Regions from separate parts of the Mus musculus genome. Here region 1 is linked to region 2. The links are chromatin loops, found by intact Hi-C in ENCODE. Cell type or tissue: left cerebral cortex. All regions are shown on one strand. Each heading gives the region's core, and the rest is flanking DNA. Links, peaks and the distances in the headings are about the cores only. Region 1 overlaps Magi2 (membrane associated guanylate kinase, WW and PDZ domain containing 2). Region 2 holds the start of Magi2 (membrane associated guanylate kinase, WW and PDZ domain containing 2).

Evidence for each region. Hi-C counts contacts between places; a loop is a spot of excess contacts. Peaks named below come from ENCODE experiments on the same cell type or tissue, not always from the same donor. Only the 100,000 strongest peaks of a DNase experiment are listed, where the experiment ranks them.
Region 1: a loop joins it to region 2, with 3 times the contacts of the local background. A loop is called at or near these places in 4 of 42 quality-filtered maps.

Annotation. Positions count from the first base shown.
Region 1 is chr5:19,395,088-19,410,395 of GRCm38, forward strand. All of the region lies in intron 1 of Magi2 (membrane associated guanylate kinase, WW and PDZ domain containing 2), which reads left to right. Among named protein-coding and RNA genes, the nearest start is that of Gm25335, 110 kb to the right of the region's middle. In left cerebral cortex, for the core only: CTCF peaks have their summits at 6,124 (motif pointing left) and 9,317; a DNase peak (open chromatin) is centred at 6,118.
Region 2 is chr5:19,217,963-19,233,270 of GRCm38, forward strand. Magi2 (membrane associated guanylate kinase, WW and PDZ domain containing 2) reads left to right here and starts at 9,084. Exons shown (of 23, transcript NM_001170746.1): 1 at 9,084-9,627. The coding sequence starts at 9,327. 4921504A21Rik (RIKEN cDNA 4921504A21 gene) reads right to left here and starts at 8,593. Exons shown (of 3, transcript NR_102342.1): 1 at 8,179-8,593. In left cerebral cortex, for the core only: no CTCF peak of the experiment used is centred there; DNase peaks (open chromatin) are centred at 8,805, 9,456, 10,270 and 10,474; H3K4me3 peaks cover 3,073 bases; H3K27ac peaks cover 2,657 bases.

The DNA.
Region 1 (15,308 bases), core at 3,069-11,068, 180 kb after region 2:
AACTTGTCAAAATGTGACTAAAAAGGTTAAGTAAACATAAAACAAAATAAAAAAACAACAACAACAAAACCCAACCCTGATTTCTTCTTATAACACAAATCATGAAAGTTTCTTCACATATATTACTTCATATTGTTCTTTTATTTTTAGGTTTTAAGATTTGGAATAATTAGTTTGTGTATATATATATATATATATATATATATATAGTGATTATTAAATGAATAAAAACGATTTTCATAAGAGAATTGCATGACTACAATGGGTTATACAGGTAGGGTCATATCCTTCAGGGCATTAAGGATGAAGAACATGGAGGAGGAAACAAGGTGGATCAACCACAGAGGAATGAAGGAACAAGTTGGACGGGCCATTAAGATGTCATTTTCAATGATGCTTTATTCTCTTTGTCATAAAAAACTGATTAAGTTTGAATTAATTCTGAGGTGATTAATATTTTGAATAATTTGGCTAGATATATATGCAGAACTACTTCTTACAGTGTAGTTACTATCATTTTACCATTTTTACAGTAAGCCTCATTTTCCTTCTGAAAAGAAATGATCATTGCTTTACAGTTGGCTCCCTGGCATCTGAGCATAGCACTGCATAAACTTGGTAAATGACCAATAGAAACTGTTTCAGGTGGTAATTATTCTGGTTTGCTCTTATTTACTCACTAATGTCTGTGAGCAATGTTCCTCTTTGTGTTATGATTTGTAAAACATGCTTCTAAATTACTTAAGCAATTTGTGGCCCAGTGATCAGCAGTCTCAACAGAAGCAGCTCTGCTCTTTTATCTGTTTGGAGTCATGAATACCTTTCTGCTATCTGAAGTGGGATTTGAGATTATAGCACCAGCAGGCAATTTCTTGGACAAATTAGTATTTGGGCCACCAAATTGGGGGAGGGAAGAATGTTTATTCTAGTATTGAAGTAGTTCCTGTGTCTATGGCCAAAGATTTCACTGGAGGCCACTAAACTGGGAAACTGTCCAAGAGCTGCTGAATACCTTCTGTTCTGAGTGATGCGCCCCTGTGCTGATAACACACGTTGATGCTCAGAGAGAGGGAGAGAAAACAGAATGTATTTGGTAAGAGCAGTCGGAAAATTTAGCTACATGTGTTGGCAACTTCAATATTTCCATGACAATGTCCATATGAAGTGCAACATTTTGTTTATTTCCTATTAAAGCCATGTTAATACCATTGGAAAAGGTTGAACATTATTCATCCATCCAAAAGTACAATAATAGGCTTTTGAGTTATATGTTCTTTTGAAGTAGAGTTTTATTTTGTTTGGGTTTGGTTTGGTTAGATTTGTCATGTTTTTAAATTTCTTATCACTATTTCCCCCCAATATACACAACTTTATGACAGAGTTGATATCTGGCAATTTTACACGTATAACAATATAACATCCCCTATTGAATACTCCTTTCTCTCTTCTTCTCCCCTCCTCTTTTTTTAACCATCTCCCTCCTCCCATATTTATGTGTATTATTATGTGTTGTCTTTCAAACAAATTATTTAGCCATATTTCTTATGGAAATTCAGAAATTTCAGATTGTTGAAGAAATATGGGCTTAACTAGTAATAAAAGAACTTGTATTTTCCTAACTGACCTTTAAACGGGACTATTCAAAAGTGATCCCAAGAAAGTAAAGTGTTTTCCTTTGTACTTAATGAGTGTGCTAATGGTTGATTGTGTGTGTGTGTGTGTGTGTGTGTGTGTGTGTAGTGTCCTCATACTTTCATGAAATGTACATTTCACTGGATGGAATATTCTTTTTACTTACAACTATGGCTTGGCAAGAATCTAAGATTCCAAAATGTATCCGATGCCCATCGAAAGATCCCCAGAGTTCTTGCCAGATGCTCATCGCATTTTGAGCATAATGAGTACAATGAAAACCAATTTCAACTACTTTTTTCTTATGTAAAAAATGACTGGAGAAAATCCGTTTCTCCATAGATGATTCATGTAGGTATGGAGTGAAACTAAAGATGTAAGACAGAAGATTCGTGTTACTCTGAAAAACTTTTCATTTATAGACTCCTGCAAAGCCTTTCACGAAGCATCGACTATTAAGTGTCAAATTCTAGAAAGAGCTGTCAGCCTGGCTTACAATTTGGGAGTCCCTTTAGTCTGTGTCTGTGAAGTAAAGCTAAAGTGTTGTGCATAAACACCTACCAGGTATGAGAATAGTTCTGTGTGGTTTTGAGCGTGACGTTTGAAGCATGTTTAAACATTGCTGTGTGTAAAGCGCCCTGTGGCACCATGGTCTCCCGGACATCTCAGCATATCTGGGTCTCACTCTAAGGCTTATTCGCAGACCAAGTTTCTTCCATTCTCAATACTCAGCACAAATCCTTACGTTTATTTGAGGCAATGCACAGATAATTTTCCTGAAAAATGAATTCCAGCAGTTCAAGATTTAAGTATTGTGCAGTGAACTCAGGATTTCCTTCAAAAATCAAACAAAAGCATTCAAAGACTTAGTATATGAAGCTTCACTTCTCGCGACAGCTTAGAGGACTTCATGGCATCTCATACCAGATCCATTAGCTAACTGCTTCGGTGTTCCTGCAATGTCATCGTTAATTGCTTATGTTCAAACTGGATATAGAAATTTTCTAATCCACTCTACCTTATACAATTTGTATAAAATGGGGGGGGGTCAGCTGTTTTATAAAAAAAAATAAAGTTCAGGAGAGACAAATAAAGGTGATGTATTTAAGGCCAAGTGCTAATTATTGCAAATATTAAAGAGCATTTGAAAGTAAAAATTTTAATGCATGGTTTCTTGTCAAAGGAAAAAATGCAACATGATAAAATAGAAATATGTTGATATATTGTAAAGCATCTATAACAAAAACAATATAAATGATTATAATTTTAAATAATTTTAGAGTGAAAATCAAGTTATAAATATGGTTAAAATTTAATAGGAGACAACAGTCATATGACCAAATACAAGTGTAATTAAAGGTTGTGGAGAATGAGATAAAAATGTATTTTTTATCTCCTCTGCAAGTCTTTAGTCCTTACATAAACACCTTAGGTGTCACGTCCATTATCTACAGTACTCACATACTTGGAATATGAAAGAATCTTGAAGCTAATAGGGGCTTTAGCCCACACTTTCATGAAGAAATTACAACACACATTTATTGAAACCATTAAGTCCATGCTTCAGAAGTATGTATCTACACGAATGCACATTATTTAAATTACTTCAGTATCATTAGTCTTTAAATCTATGGTATAAATTGCAACCAAGTGGAAATACTGACACATTCCTGTAATGACAGCACTTGTAAAATCAGATCCTAAATTCTTTTCAAATTAACCAGTATTCTCCAAAAGAAGATGAAGGTTAACAACATCTCTCAGCTAGCGATCCATAGCTGTAGCCTCTCTCCTTCTATGGTCTGTGTCAGTGTTTCCTGTTTCTCTTTCCTTAAAAGAAGTTTTCCTTCTCAATATTCTGCGTCATCACTCCAAATGATAAGTGCTTTTCCAATGTTCTTTGGAGAAAAGACTCCCTACATAGCGCCTGGCCATGCTCTCTGTTACAGGCAAGTAAGCTCGATTGCCATGCCTGTGTAGCAGCATTAGGAATTCCTTTAACACAAGGTAAGCGATGCAGAAGAATGCACATATTTAATAAATTACTAATTACTTTTCAATATAAGGATTTGGAAACAGGGCGATGGTTCTCATAGGCCTTTTTGTGATTTTGCCCAGCTAAAGATGATCATGGTTTTAAGAAGCCAAGAAAGAAACTAATTCATAAGTTTTAGCAAGCTTTTTCCCAATTTGACAGTGAGTAGGATTCTTGCAATTCCTTCTTAGTCTTAGAGAATCAGAAATGAGTAACTGGGTCCATATTAATTCGTGGAGGTTTTCAACCGTACATAATATTCTCATGTATAGTTAGAGCATTGAAATGAAGGGTAACAGGTGAGTTAGCAGTCACAGGAGGGCAGGCAGAAGGCCTGAAGATAACCAAATCAACTATCATCCAGGTCCAGATATAAAACGTTGAGTCTGCTCCAATATCTTCTCCATCCTTGAGCTGCTAGCACGTGTTTCATGCTGGAGCCAGTCCTACAGAACCAGCGTCACGGGATCGCCGCGACTCTGAGCAACAGCGGGATATCCGAGAGGATTCTCAGCAATTGTTCAGTATTCTTAGTGTCTTAGAAACCTTGAACCACACTGTCCTAGAGAAACGAAAGGATTTCTGAGATGAAGAGTGGTTCATTGACCAGACTGAACCTCTTTGAAAAATCTCCATGGCTCATACTTCCCCCGAACCCATGCGAATAAGATGGAGACCTTGTGGTTGGTCATGGTCCTTGCTGTTGCTAGAAACCATGCAGAAGCCCGGGATCCACGCTCCTACTAACTGTAAGGGGCAAGGAAGCTACTTTTGCAGTGGTACCAATGACTGCAGATGCAGCTGAAGAAAGAAGGATAGAAAATAAGCACTACTGCTGCTGGAGCTTGCTCCAGAATCCGGAGAAACTATTTTGCCCGATGACTGAAGGAGACGTAACCCATTCCTAGCTCTGGAGGTTTCAGTGGGCGAGGAAACGGATCTCGTTAGGGCACTGCCTCCTCTGTTTTCTGCTGACTCCATTCGGATTGCTTTGTATATGTGTTGTTGGGTTTGTTTGGTTGGTTTTTTGGTTTTTTTGTTGTTGTTGTTGTTGTTGTTGTTGTTGTTGTTGTTCTATGTGATGTCCATTGACCAAAATCTATTAGGAAATTACCCCACTCCTGACACTTGGAATTTTGGGAGCAATCTTACCCTCCATATGAAGCATCCATCCCAATTCTTTAATAAGTTTACAAGTTAGTAAGGTATCAAACGGCTTCTCAAACATCAACACCATTCTTCAGCTTACCTATCTCTAATCACATATTCTTTTACCTAAGTAACCTTTATTCTCATTCTGATGCCTGTACACACACAATCTCTATTCCTTGCTATGATCCACATCAAACATTCTGCAAGGCCTCTGACCAGCATCTTAGAGACTGCATCCCCTCTGGCACTGGTATCCCCTTACATCTTGAACTTACATCTACTATAAGGTTTCTTCTATGTTCGTGGTTTGTTTACATTTGGTAAGAAAACCCCACAGCCTAGAGATGGTGTTAGTTTGGTCAGAGTGCTTTATCAAAATGCTACAGGGTGCCATCTGCCCAGCAGAAGTTAAATCTCTCCCAGTTCTGACCCTGGACCCTGCGACTGAGAGGTTTGTTTCTTCTGAGACATAATTTTTTTGTTCATGGTTGTTGGTCTTCTTTGGTCTTTACACTCAAGCCTCTGTATATGGCTGCACCCAGATCGCGTATCCTTACAGTATCAGTAGGCATGGAAGAATAGAGACCACCCTAATGATACCATTGAAACTGACTAGCTCTTAGCAGTCCCCACCTACAAATACAGGCACAGTTTGGGCTACTGCATGTCAGTACTTCAACATATGAATTTAGAAGACACATTTAATTTCTCCTTTGTAACCCAGCCTCTCTGGTTATGACAGAAGCAAGAAACGTTTGTTAACAAATGCTGTATTATTACAAATACAATTTTTGTTATTTATACTACCTTAAAATATTTTCTTCCAATTTACATTTGTAAAACATGCAAAACAAAACAAAACAGAAACACTAGTATGTGTTTGTGTGTTGTAAAGCAACTATTAGAGTTGCCAGTAGTTTGTCAAGGAAATGACTGCCAAGAAAAGGAGAATTAGGCTCTTCCAGGAGTGAGCACACTGCCAAGGGGTCAGCCTTAAAACCATATACACCCAAACAAAATAAGAAACAGGTACAGCAACGGGTGTGTGTGTGTGTGTGTGTGTGTTGTAGTAGTAGTAGTAGTAGTAACAAAAGACGGGTTAAACAGAGGATAGCTGGAAGTTGATGGTGGAAAGAAAAATCAGGAGGAAAGTTATATAATTCTATTTCAATTAAAATACATCTAAACAAAATTTTAAAAATCAATATATAACACCATTTCCCACTATTGTGTTCCTTTATGAGGTCAATTCTCTGCCCAGGAATTTTTATCCAATTTTGTTATGCTGCCATCTAGTGGCAATCATGTGAAACTGTCACCACCGGTTCCACAGACGTTAGGTATTGCGTAAAGTAAGGTCAAATTTGTCTTTTGTTTGTTTTGAGAGATAGAGAAAGGTGTAGTTGGGTGGTAGAGAACTGGAGAGAGTTGGGGAATGGAAAATGATGTATTAAGATATGAAATAAAGCAATAAATTAGAAAATGAAGGCAGAATTTTAGTGTTTCCTGATGTTAACACTTAACCGCCCTGATGAAGGTGAAGATTTAAGTAAAGCTTGAGTAAATGATGAAAGACAATAAAATAAAGACCATATTTTGAATTAATAGGACTGTATTATGGGTTATAAACAACGCTGACCTACCAGACATGAAAAGTGAGCCCTGAATTATATTTATTTTTATTTTGAGCACAAGTCTACCATTTCTGTTGTGTGAATTTTTTTCCCACTTAATCATCTCAGAAAGAGACCCAAAATAAAAATCATTGGCTTTCAAAGCAGGGAGGGATGCATAATATTTCTCTTTAAATTCAGAGTTGCAGCACAGGAAGAATTTTCTGTTGCAGGAATAATTTGGTCTCCCAGCCTGTGGAGGGCTAAATGGCTTCTCTCCTGAGGCAGCATGTTATAGCTGCTCTTTCGGTGCCTGAGTCCACGTGTAGCCTCCAGTCAGTGAACAATCACCTATCTCGGAGAAGACTTTCCTGCCCTCAGAACCAGAGCACACCCACTCAGTATCTACTGATACTGTTGTTATCGATAGAATCGTGGACTGTATTCCTTAGGATTTAGCCTCACAGTTAATTTTTCACTTATTTACTATCTGGGCCCCTCCTAAACAAGGTAAGCACTGTAGCTGCTTACTCACAAACTAGAAAAGCAGTGTGCTTTCTGTAGGTTGTTAGTAAACATCAGGAAAATGAGGGACTAGCATTTCACTTAATATCATCAATGAAAATGTTAAGAAGGCTGGCAGGAGACTGCTTCCTGACGAAGGCCTGGGAAGGACTGTGACTCTTTCTAGTCTCTGACACTGACTGAGGAATGCAAGGGGTAATCAGAGAGTGAACACCCCATCTATCCCACTGAACAGGAAAAATGTCACCCCATCTATCCCACTGCATGGAAAACATATCACCACATCTATCCCACTGCATGGGAAACATGTCATCTCATCTATCCCACTGCATGGAAAACATGTCACCACATCTATCCCACTGTATGGGAAACATGTCATCTCATCTATCCCACTGCATGGAAAACATATCACCACATCTTTCCCACTGTATGGGAAACATGTCATCTCATCTATCCCACTGCATGGAAAACATGTCACCACATCTATCCCACTGCATGTGAATCATGTCACCACATCTATCCCACTGCATGTGAATCATGTCACCACATCTATCCCACTGCATGGGAAACATGTCACCACATCTATCCCACTGCATGGGAAACATGTCACCACATCTATCCCACTGCATGGGAAACATGTCATCTCATCTATCCCACTGCATGGGAAACATGTCATCTCATCTGTCCGACTGCATGGGAATCATGTCACTCCATCCCTATCTATCTCCCACGTCTTCCTCTTGATACCTCTTTTGTTTAAATCATATTCCATTGACTTGAAAAATCACACTTTTCTGTTCACGAACACTGTGAAAATTGGGATGTGTCTTTCAAATGATGAAAAATGGCTACAGGGTGGGTCACCATATCGTCACCATGCAGATTCTTCTGTGGCTGCTGCTGGCCCAGGAGAGTGACATCATCCCCTTACATTTTTAGTTAGAAGACTATTGAAGGGCACATGACAAATAGGATTTTATATACTACTTTCTGCTGGACCTTATGATCAGCCACAAAAATCACAGACAGAATGAGAAGGGCTTAAAGGACCCACCCCCCAGAAATAAAATCAGAGCCGTCTTTTGGTGTTTAATCTGGTGTGGTGGTGGTGTTTGTTTGTTGTTTTTGGATTGCTAGTTTATCAACACTTTATTTATTGTGCACCGAGGGTGATATTGTACTTAAAAGCAGCACAGCAGCCATTCTGAGTTAAAGCATAATGATGAAACTGATCTGCGAACGTGGAGACCCCGAGGAACAGTTTATCAACTTAGTTTAACGACTTCCTTGTTTCTATCTTCATTTTTCCTCACAGGAATATATTAACTCTGTACCAATGTAAGTCTTTAGATGTTTACTTAAATGCTAATTTAATACCAATCTAGATAAATATATAATTAAAATTTAAAGCAATAGGTCACAGATTATCAATATTTTCTTGTGATTTAGGAAACAATTGGTGTTACCTAAATGTCTGTAAAATATGGCTACTGATGGATCCGCAAGTGCTAAGCACTGGGAGAGTCACTGAAGATGTAAACGCTGACAAAAGAAATAGTTTCCTTTACTGTAAGGGGGCCTAGCCTCATTAGCCACTCCCTTAGTAAGGAGTTGAACAAGACACACATTAAATAGTCATGGCTAAAAAATGGTTCGTTGTTTATATCTCATTGGCTTCCCCGGCCCAGGTTTTCGTTGAAGAACAAAGTTGAAAAGTCACAAGCACAGCACATTGTTCTAGCATATCAAGCTAGATCATGAAAAGAAAGTAGTTAGCGGAAGACCTAAACACGTGGGTACTGATATATTTATTTTACTTATCATTACTATTCATACTTGAAATTTTATGTAGCAGATAGAAGTCCTTGCAGAAACATTCAGGGTATTCACTAAATAAAGCTATGTGCTAAGTTCTCTGCAAGATACTCATATTCTATAGTCTATGTTCCAGGAAAAAAGCTAGACAACAACAACAATGACAACAAAAATAGTAACCCATAGGCTGTTTCAGTATGTGGACTGGTCACAGTTGGTGGCCTCCCTTAATCCACGGGAAATTAGGTTTCCAGACAGGTGGGCAAAGAGTTGGCGTGGATGACAAACAGATATGGACACAGAGAGAGTGTGTATCTGAATGTATTTTCTCAAAGCAAGCACCAGTCTTATAATACAGAAGAAAAACAAGAAAGCTAGGCGAATACATCCACCAAGGTACATTGGTTCTTTACTCAAAACAAAGAAAATACATACATAAAAAGATGGCAGGAGCCAGGCTGTGTTTAGAACTGAGAATAGGAACAACCCTTAATTAAGATCAGCTAAACACAGGAGCCAGCTGAAAGCTCTGATGCAATGCTAGTCTATTGTTAAACTCACCACCAGGGGTCCTTTAGTAAATACCTGATTATGCTATTCCTCTGGGCCTAGTGAAAAACCTGCATCAGGGGAATTCCATTCTACTAACCCTTTCATGAATAATACTACAACCCACCTATTTCCTAGGCAATTGTGTATTCCTGTGTATGGTTGTGACTCGGCTATTGTTCTAAGTAATTACTAGGTAGACTATCCCTGAGCTTTCTAGCTCTTATTCAAGTAAATTGTAATGCCTGATTCTTTTCACTGTCTCTACTAGAGGTAAATTTGAATGTTACTGAATAGGTTACATTCTTACTGAATTCCAAGCTCAGGTTTGGCTCAAGAACTTTCTAGGACATTGGAACACTGGCGGAGGCTTAGCTATATGTCAAAATCAATCCTTAAAGGCACTTATAATAAAACAATACTGAAAGAGAGCACATGGATCAATACACCAGACTAACCCGGGGACAGGTTTTGACTATACGGGCTAGTGGAATGCTAAGGTTCCAGGAGGCTAAGTTTCTGTGAAACTCTTTGCCTCAGGACTGCTTCCAGGTTTCTAGGCCTGTCACGCGAGTCACTACTGGGGTGGATATAGCATCAGTAGACTCTAATTACCTCAAAGAAAATAAAATAAGTTTATTATGAACAAACTCGAGAGTAGAAGTTATGAGATTTTTGTAACAGTCAGTTATGTGATAAATGGAGCAAAGCATCTTGAGTAAAACACTGTAGCTAAGACTTTAAGGATTCTGATAGCATTCTGTTGCTTTGTTAACAATTTCTGTGATAGGCAAAGGTTGTTTAATTGGTACTATGAATTTGGGGGAAGCAGCATATCATGGCAAATAGAGAAGTCCTTCCTCCCAGTGGCCAAGATGTAGAGAAAAGAAGGGAGGAAGAGATAGAGGGAAGAAGGGTATGAGAGAAGGAAAGAAACTAGGAGAAAGAGACAGAGAGAGACAGAGATAGTGACAGGGAGGAAGGGAATGGAGTTCTAATACCCCAGGGACACAGTTCCATTAACCTAATTTGTTCTCTCTGGGTCCCAGTTTCCACCATCACCCAAAGTGCTGTGCATTGTGAAGTGCCATGCAGTAGACAAAGCGTTTAACCCTCTGGAGATTATTCCACATAGAAGCTATAGCAGTGATAACAAGTAGGCTTACAAATGTTTCATCAAAACGGGTTTCAGTTGAGGCAAAGAAAAAGGCAGTAAATTGAAAAGAGAAAACAAGCCCAGCTATGGTCAGGACCATAAGGAAACCACTGAGGTATTTGGTTCTTGTAAGATAGGTTTAAGAGGAGAATTGATCCCAGAAGTTGGTCAGCTAAAGAAAGGAGGGATTGTGAAATGTGTCCAGAGTGTACTAGAAAGCCAGTAAGATTGTTATAAGGGGGACTCTAGGTTGGATATTATACTTTTCAAGTTCATGTTACTATACAAACCTATTTAAGCCAATAATTTATGAAAAAATATTATTATTATTAAGCTGACAAGGTTATGTACTCTGGACAAAGATAGGATAAATGTTTAGAGACACCATGCAACATATTTTTATTTTATTTTTTTAAATATTTTTATTACGTATTTTACTCAATTACATTTCCAATGCTATCCCAAATGTCCCCCATGCCCTCCCCTCCACTTCCCTACCCACCCATTCCCACTTTTTGGCCCCGGCATTCCCCTGTACTAGGGCACTAGGCCATCTTTTGATACATATGCAGCTAGAGTCCAGAGCTCCGGGATACTGGTTAGTTCATAATGTTGTTCTACCTATAGGGTTGCAGATCCCTTTAGCTCCTTGGGTACTTTCTCTAGATCCTCCATTGGGAGCCCTATGATCCATCCAATAGCTGACTGTGAGCATCCACTTCTGTGTTTGTAGGCCCCAGCATAGTCTCACATGAGACAGCTATATCTGGGTCCTTTCGATAAAATCTTGCTAGTGTATGCAATGGTGTCAGCGTTTGAAGCTGATTATGGGGTGGATCCCTGGATATAGCAGTCTCTAGATGGTCCATCCTTTTGTCTCAGCTCCAAACTTTGTCTCTGTAACTCCTTCCATGGGTGTTTTGTTCCCAATTCTAAGAAGGGGCACAGTGTCCACACTTTGGTCTTCATTCTTCTTGAATTTCATGCACTTAGCAAATTGTATCTTCTATCTTGGGTATCCTAAGTTTTGGGCTAATATTCACTTATCAGTGAGTACATATAATGTGAGTTCCTTTGTGATTGTGTTACCTCACTCACGATGATGCCCTCCAGGTCCATCCATTTGCCTAGGAATTTCATAAATTCATTCTTTTTAATAGCTGAGTAGTACTCCATTGTGTAAATGTACCACATTTTCTGTATCCATTCCTCTGTTGAGGGGCATCTGGGTTCTTTCCAGCTTCTGGCTATTATAAATAAGGCTGCTATGAACATAGTGGAGCATGTGTCCTTCTAACTGGTTGGAACATCTTCTGGATATATGGCCAGGAGAGGTATTGCAGGATCCTCCAGTAGTACTATGTCCAATTTTCTAAGGAACTGCCATACTAATTTCCAGAGTGGTTGTACAAGCCTGCAATCCCACCAACGATGGAGGAGTGTTCTTCTTTCTCCACATCCTCGCCAGCATCTGCTGTCACCTGAATTTTTGAACTTAGCCATTTTGACTGGTGTGAGGTAGAATCTCAAAGTTGTTTTGATTTGCATTTTCCTGATGATTAAGGATGTTGAACATTTTTTCAGGTGCTTCTCTGCCATTGGGTATTCCTCAGGTGAGAATTCTTTGTTCAGTTCTGAGCCCCATTTTTTAATGGGGTTATTTGATTTTCTGGAATCCACCTTCTTGAGTTCTTTATATATATTGGATATTAGTCCCCTATCTGATTTAGGATAGGTAAAGATCCTTTCCCAATCTGTTGGTGGTCTTTTTGTCTTATTGACTGTGTCTTTTGCCTTGCAGAAGCTTTGTAGTTTCATGAGGTCCCATTTGTCAATTCTCGATCTTACAGCACAAGCCATTGATGTCCTATTCAGGAATTTTTCCCCTGTGCCCATATCTTCAAGGCTTTCTCCACTTTCTCCTCTATAAGTTTCAGTGTCTCTGGTTTTATGTGAAGTTCCTTGATCCATTTAGATTTGACCTTAGTACAAGGAGATAGGAATGGATCAATTCACATTCTTCTACATGATAACAACCAGTTGTGCCAGCAACATTTGTTGAAAATCCTGTCTTTCTTCCACTGGATGGTTTTAGCTCCCTTGTCAAAGATCAAGTGACCATAGGTGTGTGGGTTCATTTCTGGGTCTTCAATTCTATTCCATTGGTCTACTTGTCTGTCTCTATACCAGTACCATGCAGTTTTTATCACAGTTGCTCTGTAGTATAGCGTTAGGTCAGGCATGGTGATTCCACCAGAGGTTCTTTTATCCTTGAGAAGAGTTTTTGCTATCCTAGGGTTTTTGTTATTCCAGATGAATTTGCAGATTGCTCTTTCTAATTCGTTGAAGAATTGAGTTGGAATTTTGATGGGGATAGCATTGAATCTGTAGATTGCTTTTGGCAAGATAGCCATTTTTACAATGTTGATCCTGCCAATCCATGAGCATGGGAGATCTTTCCATCTTCTGAGATCTTCTTTAATATCTTTCTTCAAAGACTTGAAGTTTTTAATCATACAGATCTTTTACTTCCTTTGTTAGAGTCACATCAAGATATTTTATATTATTTGTGACTATTGAGAAGTGTTGTTTCCCTAATTTCTTTCTCAGCCTGTTTATTCTTTGTGTAGAGAAAGGCCATTGACTTGTTTGAGTTAATTTTATATCCAGCTACTTCACTGAAGCGGTTTATCAGGTTTAGGAGTTCTCTGGTGGAATTTTTAGAACCACTTATATATACTATCATATCATCTGCAGAAAGTGATATTTTGACTTTATCTTTTCCAATTTGTATCCCCTTGATCTCCTTTTGTTGTCAAATTGCTCTGGCTAGGACTTCAAGTACAATGTTGAATAGGTATGGAGAGAGTGGACAGCCTTGTCTAGTCCCTGATTTTAGTGGGATTGCTTCAAGCTTCTCACCATTTAGTTTTATGTTGGCTACTGGTTTGCTGTAGATTACTTTATCATGGTTAGGTATGGATCTTGAATTCCTGATCTTTCCAAGACTTTTATCATGAATGGGTATTGGATCTTGTCGAATGCTTTTTCTGCATCTAACGAGATGATCATGTGGTTTTTGTCTTTGAGTTTGTTTATATAATGGATTTCATTGATGGATTTCCGTATATTAAACCATCCCTGCATCCCTGGAATAAAACCTACTTGGTCAGGATGGATGATTGCTTTAATGTGTTCTTGGATTCGGTTAGCGAGAATTTTATTGAGGATTTTTGCATCGATATTCATAAGAGAAATTGGTCTGAAGTTCTTTTTGTTGGATCTTTCTGTGGTTTAGGTATCAGAGTAATTGTGGCTTCATAGAATGAGTTGGGTAGAGTTCCTTCTACTTCTATTTTGTGGAATAGTTTGTGCAGAACTGGAATTAGATCTTCTTTGAAGGTCTGATAGAACTCTGCACTAAACCCATCTGATCCTGGGCTTTTTTTGGCTGGGAGACGATTACTGACTGCTTCTATTACTTTAGGAGATATGGGACTGTTTAGATCGTTAACTTGATCCTGATTTAACTTTGGTACCTGGTATCTGTATAGAAATTTGTCCATTTCCTCCAGGTTTTCCAGTTTTGTTGAGTATAGCCTTTCGTAGAAGGATCTGATGGTGTTTTGGATTTCTTCAGGATCTGTTGTTCTTTCTCCCTTTTCATTTCTGATTTTGTTAATTAGGATGTTGTCCCTGTGCCCTCTAGTGAGTCTAGCTAAGGGTTTATCTATCTTGTTGATTTTCTCAAAGAACCAACTCCTCGTTTGGTTAATTCTTTGAATAGTTCTTCTTGTTTCCACTTGGTGGATTTCACCCCTGAGTTTGATTATTTCCTGCTGTCTACTCCTCTTGGGTGAATTTGCTTCCTTTTTTCTAGAGCGTTTAGATGTGTTGTCAAGCTGCTAGTGTGTGCGCTCTCCAATTTCTTTTTGGAGGCACTCAGAGCTATGAGTTTTTGTCTTAGAAATGCTTTCATTGTGTCCCATAGGTTTGGGTACGTTGTGGCTTCATTTTCATTAAACTCTAAAAAGTCTTTAATTTCTTTCTTTATTCCTTCCTTGACCAAGGTATCATTGAGAAGAGTGTTGTTTAGTTTCCACATGAATGTTGACTTTCCATTAATTATTTTGTTATTGAAGATCAGCCTTAGTCCATGGTGGTCTGATAGGATGCATGGGACAATTTCAATATTTTTGTATCTGTTGAGGCCTGTTTTGTGACCAATTATATGGTCAATTTTGGAGAAGGTCCCATGAGGTGCTGAGAAGAAGGTATATCCGTTTTTGTTTTTTGTTTTTTGTTTTTTTTTTTTTTAGGATAAAATGTCCTATAGATATCTGCTAGATCCATTTGTTTCATAACTTCTGTTAGGTTCACTGTGTCCCTGTTTAGTTTCTGTTTCCACGATCTGTCCATTGATGAAAGTGGTGTGTTGAAGTCTCCCACTATTATTCTGTGAGGTGCAATGTGTGCTTTGAGCTTTACTAAAGTTTCTTTAATGAATGTGGCTGCCCTTCCATTTGGAGCATAGATATTCAGAATTGAGAGTTCCTCTTCGAGCATTTTACCTTTGATGAGTATGAAGTGTCCCTCCTTGTCTTTTTTGATAACTTTGGGTTGGAAGTCGATTTTATTCGATATTAGAATGGCTACTCCAGCTTGTTTCTTCAGACCATTTGCTTGGAAAATTGTTTTCCAGCCTTTCACTCTGAGGTAGTCTCTGTCTTTTTCACTGAGATGGGTTTCCTGTAAGCAGCAGAATGTTGGGTCCTGTTTGTGTAGCCAGCCTGTTAGTCTATGTCTTTTTATTGGGGAATTGAGTCCATTG
Region 2 (15,308 bases), core at 3,926-11,925:
CAACTTCCAGAAAGAGCAGATTCTATTAATATTTGAACTGTAACTGAAGATGATCTGTGTTAGAAGTCTCAGCCAAACTTTATAAATGAGTGCGGTGCTGTAAACTACCATTTGTGTCACCTTATTACAGAAACAGCAGAATTAAAAAAAAATACAGAACTGCCCACCTCTCTCTTGATGTCAAGAGAACCCTTGTCTGAACATCTACTAAACCGCCACCATTCCAAAAGTGTGTAAGAATTTTTTAGATGAGATATATATTTGTTAACATCAAGATAAAATTTTTATGTCTGTCGATCAAATGTTAAATTTTCTACCCACTTTTAGTTACAAATGTCAAACAAAAATATATATTTACTAATAAAGTTAATAAGGTCTTTAAATGAAACCTAGGCTAAGGGCTTTAATGTTACATAAACATGTGTCAAAATCACAATTCTATCTATATTGATAATGTAATTTAAGTAATTTAGAATATAAAGACCTGTACTTCCTCATTTGTAAAACCAAATAGTAAACTCTTAAACTTGAGTCTATAGAATCATACACTGAGAAGAAGATTTGATATAAATGGTTATTAAGGAAAACATTCTAAAAGAAGACAGTTACAGAATAAACAAGATAGGAAAGGAGGTGATTTCAGGCCAAATTCTAACTTCAGTAAAATCTTGCAAGGGAGCCTCAAGCTGGATATTATATCTGTGATTTTCTTGCTACTAAAGAAGGCAAGTTGGCCTCTTTTACTCGCTTGGGTAGCACTTGGAAAAGTATTATGGGGAAAAAGTTAATTTCCAGGTGTTCCTTATGAGTTTCTAATCTAGAGCAGAAATCACCCAGTAGTTTTTTCAGGCATTCTTTCAAAGACAGACACAATATGAGAAGCAAAAGGATGTAAAGGACAGGGGAAAGGTTTTCTAATTCAATCAAAGGGAGCTGTGGCACCTGTGCCATAGAAATTAATCGTCTCTCTCTGTGTCTGTTTCTCTCTCTCTCTCTCTCTCTCTCTCTCTCTCTCTCTCTCTCTCTCTCAAGTATGTCATGTCTAATATTATGCTCTACCCAAAGAATGCTATCATGAAATTGTTGCTTTAACATACATATAAGATAAAAAAATTTTCAAGAAAGCAACAAAAAGCAAGGAAATATGCAGGACCTCAGAAGTGAAAGCTATCAAATCAATGGAAAGTTTACACTTGAGAGATCACAAAATGGTGTTGATTTCTGTAGTATTGTCTACAGAACACACTTGCTCCCGATGACTGTTTATTTCCATCCTTTAATAAATTAACAAATATAAACACCGGAGAACTGCTGTAATACTTTGTAATAGAAAACCATTCAGATATTTGCTACCTTGAGTCCCTATATTAATAATATATTCAATTCTAGTAACAATTTAAAATTTTAAAGGATGTTCCTATTTTATATGATGCTTAGGTTAACATTGTCATATACATTCCAGCACGTTTTAACAAGTTATCACATGCACTGATTGAGTTAAATTACTTAGTGAAGGTTGAACAGCAAGAAGCATATTTTAAGGGTTCAGGTTAGTTGAATCTATTGGTCTTCCTGTTGAGTTCCATCCCCTTAGGAGCCCACAATCCTTCCTCCTATTCTTCCATAAGAGTCCCCAAGCTCCATCCACTGTTTGGTTGTGGATGTCAGCATCTGTCTGAGTCAGCTGCTGGGTGGAGCTTCTCAGAGGACAACATGCTTCTGTCTTGAAGCATAACAGCATATCACTAATAGTGTTAGGGACTGGTTCTTGCCCATGGAATGGATCTCAAGTAGGGCCAGTTATTGGTTAGCCATTCCCTCAGTTTCTGCTTCACTTCTTATGCCTGCATTACTTGTAGATAGGATAAATTAAGGGCTGAAGGTTTTGTGGGTGGGTTGGTATCTCTATTGCTCCACTTGGGGATCCTGTCTTCAGGAGGTGCCCTCTTCAGGTTCCATGTCCCCAACGTTGTGAGTCACATCTAAGATCACTCTCATTGATTCTTGGTACCTCCTTTATCCCAGTTGCTGGAGATGCTCACCACTTCTTCATGCCTGTCAGTTGCCGATTTCCACTCATTTTCATGGCCATTTAGCCATCTCTCCTGTCCTTTCCCACTTCTGATCCTGAATCCCACATTCCCTTATCCATCTCCTCTCCCTCCTAATTTCCTCCCACCATCTGGCTCTTATGGCTATTTTATTCCTCCTTTTAAGTACTTCCTCATTTGACCCTTTGTGTTGTTTAGTTTATTTGTGTCTGTGGAATGTACACTATACCTATGTTTTTATGGCTAATAACCTGAACCCTTGGAGCTCTCAGAGTCTGAGAAACCAACCAAAGAACATACACAGGCTGGACCTAGGCCTCACCACTCATATGTAGCAGATGTGCATGTTGACCTTCATGTGGGTCCTGAACAACTGGAGCAAAGGCTATCCCATAAGCTGTTGCCAATACATGGGAAATATTCTACTAGCTAAGCTATCTTGTATGGCCTCAGTGAGAAAAGGAAGCACCTAGCCTCAAAGAAACTTGAAGTGCCAGGACACAGGAAATACCTAGGGGGACCCTACCTGTTCAGAGAAGGGGATTAAGGAAGGAGGAGAGAAATTTGTGGGAGGGGGTTAACTGGAGGTGGGCAGTGACCATGATGAAAAGTGAATAAGTAAAATTAATTAATTTTTTTCAAAAACATATTTCAAATTCTGAATACCAAGATTGATATCTCTAAACAGTTTGCTTTAATTTCATATGAGTAGAAATCTAGTCATAAGACAAATGACATACTGAGATTGGGAGAAATAAATTTAATAAACAAATATTGAGAGGTTGCTTCTTATGGAATAGACCTTAAATCAAATTAGATCTAGGTTGGTTACTTCCACAACTTTTGTGCCACCATTGCCCTAGCATAGTCTGCAGCGTGGACAGCTTTGTAGATCAAAATGTTTGCTTCTTGGTTGGTATTTATGTTTCTCTTTTGATAGCCTGCAACGTAGCTTCTGTTACCAAAGACATTAACATAGGGATGAAGATTCTGTGTAGGCACTAACTCAACCTGTCCAAGAGTTGTTTGTGTGCTGTCTTCTGCAATGAGATCTTTAGTTTTTAGAGAACAACCTGTTACCTTGGCACCAGCCTGGATTTCTTGGATATTTCCATGGGACTCTTTGGCCAACAATTCAACTGGATGTAACCCAGTCCAGGAACTGGAACTTCATTTGTTGACAAGAGATGGCCAGTTAGGACTCCATCTCCCCCATTTGTATATTTGAGAAAGTTTGCACTGTGTTCGACCAATCCTCAAATGCCTGTCAATTCTAGTTGTCTTTCCCTACATTCCTCCCTCAACTCCCTCTCCCCCTCCCCCCATTTACATCCATCCATTATATATATAATGTACTCTAGTTTCCCCTCCCCAAAAGATCCATGTGTCCTCCCTAGTCCCTTCCTCTATACCCAACATCTCTGGGTCTACATATTGCAGCTTGGCTATCATTTCCCTAATGGCTAATATCTACATGTAAGTGAATACATACTGTGGGACAATGGGCTATGCACAGACAGTCTGGTCTCCAGTTGAGCTGAGGTGTGGAACCCCAGTACCCGGTGGTAGAAATTCCCACCTACATTGGATGGAAGGCGTTCCCTCATATCTCCTGGACCCCTGGCTCCTGTCGAATTTACTGCCCCCACAGTCCCCACAAGAGAAGCATGTGTCTTTTAGTCATGTAGACAATGTCCCCAGTTTCTGACCTTCAGGCTAGATTCCTCCCAGTTACCAAGCAACAACAAGATAACAAGCCCACCATAATAGGGGCTGCTTGGCCCCTCCTCACTCTCTTACTCTCTCTCCTCCATCTCTAACCTCTCTCTCTCTCCTTGATTCCTTACTCTCTCCCTCTTACTCTCTTAAGCTTTTACTTTCCTTACTCTCCCTCTTACCCAAGCCTTTCTTCTCTTTCTCATTTTCCCCCTTCTCACCTCTTGGCCATGGCCAGTCTCTCTCTCTTTCTACTTTCTCTCTTTTCCCCTGCCTTCCTACAATAAAGCTCTAAAACCATAGACTGTCTTTGTTCATCAAGGCCTTCTGTGCTTGGACGATGGAATAGGTTTTTTTCTAAGGAGCTGTGCCTAATCTCCTGTCAGAAGGCCTTCCTGCGTTCCAGCCACGGACCAGACTTAAGACTCTCGCCTGCATGGGATCCTCTCTCCCTCTGGCCTCTCTCCTGTATCTCCAAGGCCGAGAGTGTCGCCCCTCGGGCCCCTGGTATCAGGGGCTTCCCCTTGTCCACTCCTGGTCAAGTGGGGTCCAGTGGCTTCACATAGCCAGATGTCCACCCAGAGCTGAGTGGAAAGTGTCTGGCAGTCCTCCCATGTCTGCCTGCCCAGAGCACAGGAACTTTGGTGGGATGTGGGCTCTCTCCCTCCTCCTCTTCCCCTACACTCCCTTCAGACCACAATATACCATATTTATCTTTTTGCGTCTACATCAGAGATGAGAGTAATAAGAATGTATTACATAACTGTATGGAATTTGTAATTTAATAAATGAAATTAATAAAAATAAAGAGTTCTTTACACTTAAAATCAAGTTAAAATAATGCAAAAATTTGTTACAGATGCAAACATGATTATTATCTTGATAAAATAAACATTTAATAAAATTTTATATCTATTAATAAATATTTGGTTAATTTTGGAAAAGTGGAGTAGTTGCTTAAAATTTAGGAAACAAGTTTTCTTATGCTTTCATCTTATAAATAGGAAATGTAAAAATGAACTTTTGGCCACTTTTCAATATAACTCACAAAGAATTATAAGCCAGTAATTAAAAGAGTACACATGCCCCCCCCCCAGACCAGGTCTACTCATTTAGTAGCCTAGCTATGAGCATTCTCTGAACTACTGCTCAGAAAACTCTTAGCTGCGATGCTAAATAACTGGGGGGTGTTGTTTTCATAGTGCTTGGTTTTACTGAGATGTAATTACAGCATTTCTCCCTTTTCTATCTTTCCCTCTAAACTCTCCCATATACCCCCATAGTGTGGGAAGCCACATATGCCATTACAAGGTGGCGCTGGCTACTGCTGGCCACCACGCATAAGTCTGAGTAAACAACCAATGTGTACATATGCAGTAAAGTTTTTCACCAAGTCACTGCCTGGCCCGGGCATGATAATGAGGCTCTGTGAGGTACTGAGAGAGAATAACCAATCAGATGAGAGACATGCAAATGAGTTATGATAATGAGGCTCAGTGAGGTACTGAGAGAGAATAACCAATCAGATGAGTAACATGCAAATGAGGTAGAATGCATAACCAATCCCGGTGTGAGACACACCTCTCCTAGGCCTATATAAGCAGCACCAGTTCTGGGTTCGGGGTCTTCTTGCCTACGCAGTAAATGCCCTCCCAATAAACGTGTTGCAGAAGGATCCTGTTGTGGTGTCTGCTTTGCTGGCAAGTAGGGCGCTCACACCATGGTCTCCATCAAATTCATGTCTCTTTTTTCACTAATTAATATTGCATGCATATAGGCATATGTACATGCAAATATATTCTTAAATATAACATGTTTCGTCTGGAATATATATATAAAAAAGAAATATTGAGGGCTCTGGGGATATAGCTCTGTGGTATAGTACTTACCTAGCATGGAGAAGGTATTAAATTAGAAAATTAGCATTGATATACATATACATACATATGTATACTGTATATGTATATGTACTGATACACATACCAGTACTTCAGTGAATTTATGACGTATAGGTGTGTGTATATAGTAAATGAAGGCAGGATAGCAAAGACACTTCTAGAAAATACAGAAAAACCTACTATAGAAAACAGTTACTTCCTACAGGGCTATAGGATAGCATTCAACCCAAGGAGAGAAAAATCTAGACCACCCATTTCTTTGCTCTCCCCTCTCATCCTGACAAGGCAGAAAGCCATGTAGTTCAATCTCATTTATGTTGATGTGGTCATTGCTCAATGGTCAAAAAATTGGTTGAGATGTCATATAGCTGGTGGGGACATACCAGTTGCACTGCCAGGGAAAACTTTCAGGAAAGCCTGTGACCAGCCAGAGAGACTCTCTTAGTAGGAGGCTCTGTGCTGTGGGATCGGAACAACTTCATAGAGGATCCAGAAGTGTCTGAACCACTCTAACACTGACAAAGCCTAACATTGTTGTTGGCGATTGTTTTAGTTCACTTTCTGTTGCTGTGATAGAGCACTGAGAAAAAAAAGCAACTTGGGGAGGAAAGAGTTGATTTTCTTTCTGCAATCCACCCCGGAGGAAATTTAGGGCAAGAACTCAAGACAGGAACCTCTAGGCATGGATCAAAATGTAGATAACAAAGGATAACTGCTTACTTTTTCCACATGGCTGGCTCAATTTGCTTTCTTAGTCTACCCAAGACCACCTGCCCATGGTGGTACTACTCCCAGTAGTAGGGATCACTTCACCCTTCAACATCAATTATTAATAATTTTTAAATGCCCTACAGACTTGTTGATAGGCATCTGGCAGAGGCAATTTTTTCAATTGCAGTTCTATTTCCCAAAAAAATATAAATGTGTGTCAAGTGGACAAAATAAAAAACTATGTAGGAGGAAGAGAGAGGTGTTTAGAGATTCTGATTCCAATAGCTGCATACAAGTCAATATAGGGTGGTCTAGGAGCAGACAGAGAGCTCTGTGGCTCTGCCAGCTTAAGAATGGTATGAGTGAGCCTCCTAGGGAAAGCAGCTGCTTCCCTGTTTTTCTTCTGTCCCACAAAAGGAACAGGCCTAAAACCATGGTCACACTATACTGAGTCCTACTATGACATGTGCTAAGTAATATGGGTTAGAGGGAGTAGCTCAAGACAGTGACTACATACAGGTGTGACGACAACCTGCAAGGGTCTGAATGCATAAAATTATTGTCACATTGGTTAGGTGCATAACTTTGTAAGACATAAAACAAATAAATCTCTGTCCAATCTATCTCTGTGCCTTCCTTTCCTCACCTGTAAAGTATATAAACTATATAATATAACCATAATACGTGATAAACAATTAGAATAACAGCGGACACATTGGAGGTAATTTGTAACTGCTGTTAAACAAATGCAAATTCTGTTCTTCACTGCCTCTATCACTTTCCACTTAGAATGGTGCTTTATAATCCTCAGCCTAACTTTTCATGAGACTGGCCTTTCAATGGAAATCTTGCTGGCTCAGGAGCATTCCTTAAGGCCAAGGACTGGGTAGTCCTCACCAGTCATAGCCAACTTTTCTCAAATGGAAAAAGGCACAAAGTCAAGCAAATTCATCCTTTGTAAAGATCTTCAGCTCTGACCTAATTTGCTGTCCTCTCCACGATGTGGGGGTGGGGCTGAAGAGGAAGAACCTACTGTTCAAAGCCAACAAACCTGTATGGGGCAGTCCCTTCCCTGCCTTGCCTGTCTGTCTTCTCAGTGCACCAGGCCCCACTAGTACTGTTACCCCTATTTAAAAGGAAACAACCAGAGAAAGGTGGAACAGCCTGCTAAACGTGGCACTCCTGAAAAGCCCCAGAGCCAGGATACACACCCCCTCTTTTCTGTCTGGGTCAGCTAAGCCTTTTGAACCGCCTTGCTTTCCTCCCACACTACATCCCAGACATCAAAGCTCTTAACTGCTGATAATTCCTTCCCATACTCTGATTTACAAAGATGAGTGGGTGAGTGGTTCCTTTTTTTTTTTTTCTTTTTGCCTGAAACATATTATTTCAAAGTTAAGCAAATGGAATGTAAGCTACGGAAACTCAAAAAGCACCACTCAGGGTTTGACTGGAGAAGTCAGCAGCCCTCAGCCCCCTGTGTCCTGCTTAGCTTTCCACCTGGCTCTAAATTTGGAGAAGGGGAAGGAGCTAGATGGGGGTACAGCGCTCCACCAAGAGCCTTCTTTTCTTTCCTGTAGCAGACTTGTTTGTCTGATTAACCTAAAACTTGACTCCTGTCCAGGTTACACTCACCATTTATATGTCTAGGCTCTTACTCCATTTATCTCCCTAACACCTACCCCACCGCCCCTCTCCACTCTTCAACTAGGGCAGGTGCCCTCCTCTATCCTGTCTCCACTCAATCCTCTTCAGTTTCTTCCAAGAGGACACATGGCCCTGCTCTGCAGATGTTATTTCACCTTATTCTTGCATCCAGGACGACCAGACTCCTTCCTCTAACTTTCCTCTATCGGAGGGGCACTTCTGAGAACTTTGCGAGGAATGAAAGACTGTAAAAAGTGGAGCGAGCCAATAGTGAAGTCTCTCCACGGGCTCCGCCTGCCAGGCCCTCTGCAGTTCCATGCTGGGACCCCGAACTCCAGCTTCCTTGTGGCAGGATGGAGCCCCAGAAGACTGTGCTGTAGATGGGCCACCAGGCTCGGCATCGGGTTCCCCGGATTTCTGCTTTGTCCAGTGTTGGGGTGTGGGCAAGTCGGGGCGTCCTGCAGGCTAGCAGCCCGGCTCACAGGGAAGCTGAAGACAGGTCCACCCAGGGATCCCGGCTCTCTTCACCGGCCTGCCCATGTCGGGCCTCCGCTCCCCTCCTTCCCGGCTCCCGCCTCCTCCCGCAGGCTGCAGGGCGGCCCGGGGCCTGCCTCTCCCAGCGCCTTCACTACCGGGTCAAGCCGCGGAGGGAGGGAGACGGCGGCGAAGCCCTCCCTGGCGCTCCACTCGGTGCGCGCGCCTCCTCCCTCGGCTCGCATCCCCCAACGCTCCCCCCTCCCCGCCGCCCGCTTGCATCCTGCCAGTACAGTACAACTAGTACACAGGCACACACGCGCACACGCGCACACACACGCGCTCCCTACCGCTGCCACTGCAGCTGCCATGGATATCGGCTAACAACACAGAGGCCGGCGAGCGCGCGCGCGCTCCCCACTCGCAGCACGCAGGAGTGGCCCCCGGCATCCCTACCCTCCTCCCCACCCCCACGCCACCCGCTCACCAGCTCGGCCACTGCTCGCGCTGGCTCGGCCGCCGCCACCGCCGCTAACGCCGCCAACGCCACCACAGCTTCCTCCGCTGCGGGGCCAAAGCCTTGAGTGTCATTCAAGGGACAGCACAACCTCACCCAAGCTCTCCTACCTCTGCCCAGCCGTCCCTCTCATCCTCCCCCTTCCTCCGCCACACTCCATCCAAAGAAGAGGGAAAGCGCGGAGCAGAGGGAGAGAAAGGCAAAGTCTGCCACCCTCTTCCCTTGGCCCCCTTGCTCCTCCATCCCGATTTTGACTCCCAGACCCTCCTTCCCAAAGGACCCTCTGGAACTGAGGCGACTCACCCTACTGCCATGTCCAAAAGCTTGAAAAAGAAAAGCCACTGGACTAGCAAAGTCCACGAGAGTGTCATTGGCAGGAACCCGGAGGGCCAGCTGGGCTTTGAACTGAAGGGGGGCGCGGAAAACGGACAGTTCCCCTACCTGGGGGAGGTGAAGCCGGGCAAGGTGGCCTATGAAAGCGGCAGCAAGTTGGTGTCCGAGGAGCTGCTGCTGGAGGTGAACGAGACCCCCGTGGCGGGGCTCACCATCAGGGACGTTCTGGCCGTGATCAAACACTGCAAGGACCCCCTCCGGCTCAAGTGTGTCAAGCAAGGTGAGCGCAGCTTGTTCGGTGCTCTGCCTGGCGGTGGGACCCCGGCGTGGGGATGGCATTAACAGGGTGGGCGCGGGTGTTGGATGGGTGTATGCTGCGCCACCGCGGGGTGGGGTCCAGAGAGCACGGTAACTGTGTTCGGAGCATTAGGGGGACCGGGACTGGGGGGCTGGCTGGCCGGCTAAGCCAGGTGGTACTGTAGCAGGCAACTTAGTTTGCCCAGTTGGACCCTCCCCTTTGGAAGATGCTTGGCCTTGTCTGACCTCCTCTGAGCTTTAGGCCAAATAGAATGTGCGCCAATGGCATGTCCACAGTGGACACAGAGCTTTCGGGGAAGGAGGAAAGCAAGGGAGGAGGAAGAAAGGAAGATGGAGCAACTTGAGGTGCAGAGCTGTCGCTAGAGAGAATGGGAGAAGCTCTGAATATTGGGGCAAGTGGAGACCCCTTGCAGGATATCCAAAACTAGTCTGGAGACACCTTGGTCCGTAGCGGTTCCCTAGGGATCACTGACGGGAGAGGAAGGAAAGGGACAAATTGGTTTGGACGCTTTGACCGGTAGTGTTCAGTAACTTTTTCCCTGCTTCACTCCTCGGTCTTTCTCCCCCGCCCATGGTCATGTCATGTGGGCACCGTGAGTCACGTGCAGACTGACTAACCCTAGAGATCGCCCCTGGCCAGCAGGCAGGAGGAGGGGCAGAGATTAAGAAGCGGGGAGCTGGGAGAGCTTTCTAATGTGGAAGGGGAGGCAGACTGCGGCATTACAAGGGTTCCCCTAAGTATTCTTCATTGACTGGAATTTTCTTATTGACTAGGATTTCTCTGTGGTTGGACTCTCCTCTAGCTCCAGACATGGGGGCGTGTTTGTGGCATAGAGGTGGATGGAGATGCAAGCTGGTCAACAGCCCAGGCTCCCTGTGTTCTAACTTGGCTTCTGTCAAGTCTCTTCTAGGCTGTGAAGTTAATTTAGAGAGATTGGAATCTTGCTGAAAAAATGTCTTTGCTTGAAATAAAATTGTGGTCCTGAGAGAAAACTTTCATTAGAAAAGACTTTATTGTACAAATGTAGCGTGCCTTTGTTTTCCTCTGGTGGTAATGCAGTTTCTTGGGTGGCACAGGTGGACAGGACAGATCTGTCTCAAACATACCAGCATGGTATGACAGTTTGTTATCTATTGTTATTTGTCTTGCGCCAGTGTTGAAATTCTGAGTATTACTGTATCAGAATTGCTCTTCATGCTGTGATCCATTATGAAGAAATACTATATAGAGCAGTTGTTTTTTTCAGAATAAAATTAACATGTAAAAAGAAAAGTTCCGAAGTAAACAAGAGAGAATAAAGGTTCATAAACTTCTCTAAAGCTAAGCTGTCAAGGAAGAAAACATCTTCAGTGGGATTTATTGAGTATCCATCGTATGTCATTTTAGATGATCTAATATAGACATGCAGTATTATATGACCCTGAAGAAGAGGGTTTACTATCCTAGCATTTTCCAAAGTGACATACTTTGAACTCAAATTCAGAAAATTGTGTTGCTACATTTTAGGTTACGATACTACATAATAGCAATAGATAACAAATGTGAAGTTCAAGGCTAGGGTTCAGTTTACTACAATTGACCAATACCGTTATTTGGTGGTAAAAAATATTGGTGTTTGCAAAGGAAAACAACTGCAAAAGTTAATGCTTTTAAAATATCTGTTTGTTTAGGGGTTGATGGTTTATGGATGGGTGAATGGATATGCCCACTGTGTGATATGGAAATCAGAAAACAGCCCTTGAAAATCATTTCTCCCCTACTGCTCTGTGGGTGAGAGAGGGAAATTAGGCTTGCTGAGACACTTTTCCTGAGATCAGCCTCACAAGCCCACGTTAATACATTTCCACAGTGATTATATTCTACTGTGGTTCCCGCTGATCATTTTATTCTGATGCCTACATGTTGAGGTAGATGTTGGCAAACTTTAATACTCGTAAACAATAAGTGTTTATGAGTATTAATAAAATAAATAATTAAAAGAAAATATTATCTAGTATTAGCAATTTACTAAAAGAAATCCAGAGAGACATTGGAAAACTGAAGGCATAAAAGTTGTGCAAATTGAGAATCTGAGATAAGAAATGGGATTTTCTGGCCTATTCTGTGATAATGCTCATAATAAAGCTAGGGCAAATTTGGGAAGTCTTTCCCTTGGGGAAGCATAATTTCTAGCAGAACAGAGCTGGGAGTGATGTTGTAAGATGAGGTTTCCCTACTGGACCTTGACAAAGAAGCAGAAAGATCTACAGAGGGTGATCCCTGCCCAGCCTTGATTTTAGCTAAAATTCATCCTGATCAATCAGCTTCTTGCTTGTATTTTGTTTGGAAGAATAAAGCTGTTCAGATTCAGGACACTTATTATTATGGACTGAAATATTTAGGTGAAAATCTTTTCACAGTATATGTTAACCCTTAGTCTGTCAGTCTCCAGGTATCCAAATATAGACATTCATCTACAGAATTAAAATAGATATAAATAGATTAATTAATTAATCTATTTTAGCTTTTTAAAATCTATAATCGTATATGTTTATTTAAATGTAGTGATTCCTATATATTCTCTTATAAAATTGATCTTTTATCAGTGGTGATTAGATTTATTTATTTATTTATAATTATGAGTAAGTGAAAATTGGCAGACATTAAATATAGAGCTTGTGATTGTTGGGTTTCAGTAGGGTTTGTACTTGTTTGAAAATTGGGTTGAGCTTTAGGCTTAGTAGTTCTATTTCTGGGGGGAATCAAGAAAAAAAAAATAGAAAAACATAGCATAGCCAGAGAACTCATACATGGCTTGCTAGTGAGGTGGATTTTTAAAAATATTAATGAGATTGATTTTAAAGGTTTAGTTAAATATTGGACATTATGCAGAAACTACATGTATAGTTATAGCAAAAAAAAAAAAAAGAACTTGGGGAGATTTGTTAGAAATGGGAGATATGTATAATAGAAAGCACTAGCAAAATATACCCCAAATAAATTGCCATATTTACCCAACTTTTACTTACTTTTTGGCTAATTTTACATTATAGTTATTATAGATTTATAATTATCCTAATTTTTAAAGAAACTGAGAAACTAATATTTTAAGACATACTAAAGAAGACAGGTGTTTATAGTTTTTTCTGAACTGCTTAAATGCCTTCAAACCCATTAAAAAAAAAGCAAATGACATCATCAACAACAACAAAACCCTCACAACTTTTCAACACATTTCAACAGATTTCTCTTTACTTCATCATCTTTTAACCTACAGAATAAACTACATGAAAAATACCGTTTCTATTGTTGGTGATATCCTGTTGATTCTTTAAACCATTCTTTTTGTTTATAATAATCTTTTCTTACCAATAGATTTAATTATAACTCAGCAATATTGTATGCATTCTCATTTTTCCATAGGACCCCATGAAGAGAGCCCCCTTGGGTGATCCTGGGATACAAATTGAAGTGTTAACAGTTCTTTTCTTTGTCTTTTCCTTTTATCTTTGTTGCTAAAGTTCACAGCAGCCAGTTAAACAGACTGTCATGTTCCTGTCCTATATTCCTTAAGCCATGGCTCCTGATGCCTCAGACTACACAGGGACGGACATAGCCTGGATACATTTTCCCATTTAGTATCTCACAATGGAAAATAAGAGGCAAAAACTTTTATAATTTTTACCATGTGGAAGGTAGGCCATTGAAAGCCTTTGAACTTCACTTTTAGACAAGATCTACCTTCAAAGAGAAAAAGAGTCACATTTATTAAGAGTCTCACTTTCTTCTTGACTGACTGCAGACTAATATGATGTGTTAGGCTTCCACACTGCCTTTGCGTTTTGGGGAGTGAAATCCAAAGTATGTCAATTTCTGCTAGTAAAAAAAAAATGACTTTATTCCATATAATTTGAGTTATGTGGATTTTGTATTCAAAAATAATAAAAGTGCTTTAATCTGCTGTTCAGCCTAATATTTGTCCAGTGCTAGGGTTCAAGTCCAGGGCCATCTATGTACTTTAGAAATGCCCTGTTATTGAGCTATATTCACATTGACTGATTAACTTTGTTAGGAAAATGTTGGTTAATAAACAATTAAACGGTTCTGCTTAAGCAGAGTTTGTGAAAGATACTTCTGTTCTTTTCCACTGTCTGTAACAGTTTTGTCTTTCTTATTTTGTTTAGTTTTTGTTTGTTTTACTGTTGTAATGGCATGGCTTTGAATGCTAAGCATGATCATCCCTTTCTCATGGGTTTGCTTTGAATGACAATAGTCTCCAAGTCAAATGCCAGCTGAAGATTGTAAGTGTGGCCATTTCTGCTCTGAACATTCACACTGTGTGTGGTTTTGTTACCGTTGTTTGTTGTTTGGTTGATTCCTTTGTTTCTCTTGTTGTTGATTGATTGGGATTTTTGTTGTTGTTAGTGGTGGTTTTTCATTTGTTGTTTTCTTTTATGGTTTGACACCTCCACTACACTCAGTTTCAGTTTTAGCTGCTTGAACCTCACACATTCACTTTCATAACGAGAAAAAAATGTTTGCACATTTGACATGTCTTCTGGCTTGCAGTTCAAACAATTACTTTCCAGTGCATAGCAGACCCTGGTGGCAACATTTCCCTTAGGATGTGGGACAGGCAATTGTGAACTGTGCTGTATTCCTTGCAGGTGACCTGGCTTTAACAGCCAAGAGCACTCTTTGATGACAGTTCTATGAACAAGTTTTCCAAATGGGGGAGGTAGCAGTTTCTTAAGGGTAAGAAGGAACAGCTGGGAATGTAATCTACTGGAAGTACTCCTCTTAGTGTGCAAAACCTTGAATGCTAGCTCCTGCCTTGTCAACAACCATTAGCTAAGTTACACATGTAAATCATAACATGGTTTGCAGGTAGTAAGCACTATGTAAATGTTAGTAAATCTTATTCTAAACATTTGGGTCATTTTGAGGCACTCTCATTACTTTTAACCTTCAAGATATTTTTACAGTACTTTTAATTAAGTGTGTGTGTGTGTGCGCGCGCGCGAGCACACACACACACACACACACACACACACACACACACACACACACGAGCAGGTGCAAGTAAGGTCAAATGCTAGTGGAGGAGTTGGCATTGCAGATGGTTGTGAGCTGCCTGGCATGGTTCCTGGGAATCAAACATGTGTCCTCTTCAAGAGCAGCAAGTGCTCTGAACTGCAGAGCCATCTTTCTAGCCCAAGGTTTCAACACATTTTACGCTTAACTGTGATTAATTAAATTGGAAAAAGAAAAAGGGAAATACCAATGTCTAATTGGTCATAAGTGCAAAATTAAGTTAGCAACTTAGTGTTTTCTCTACAATAAATTCTGTTTTATAAAAAGCATTTTGTTGATGATTGTTGCCATTAAACACAATGACATATTCTTCTACCTTTAAAAAGTAACTATCATTGATGTCTTCATTTATAATAATTTTTTTATCTTCGGTTTTAGACCAGTTCTCCATCTTACTAATGCTGTGAAACTTAAATGCAGTTCCTTATGTGTTGGTGACCCCCAATCATAAAAATATTGTTATTGCTACCTTATAACTATAATGTTGGTACTGTTATGATTCATAATATTAATATTTACAGTTTTGATGGTCTTAGGCAGGATTGTGATCCACAGGTTGTGAACGGCTC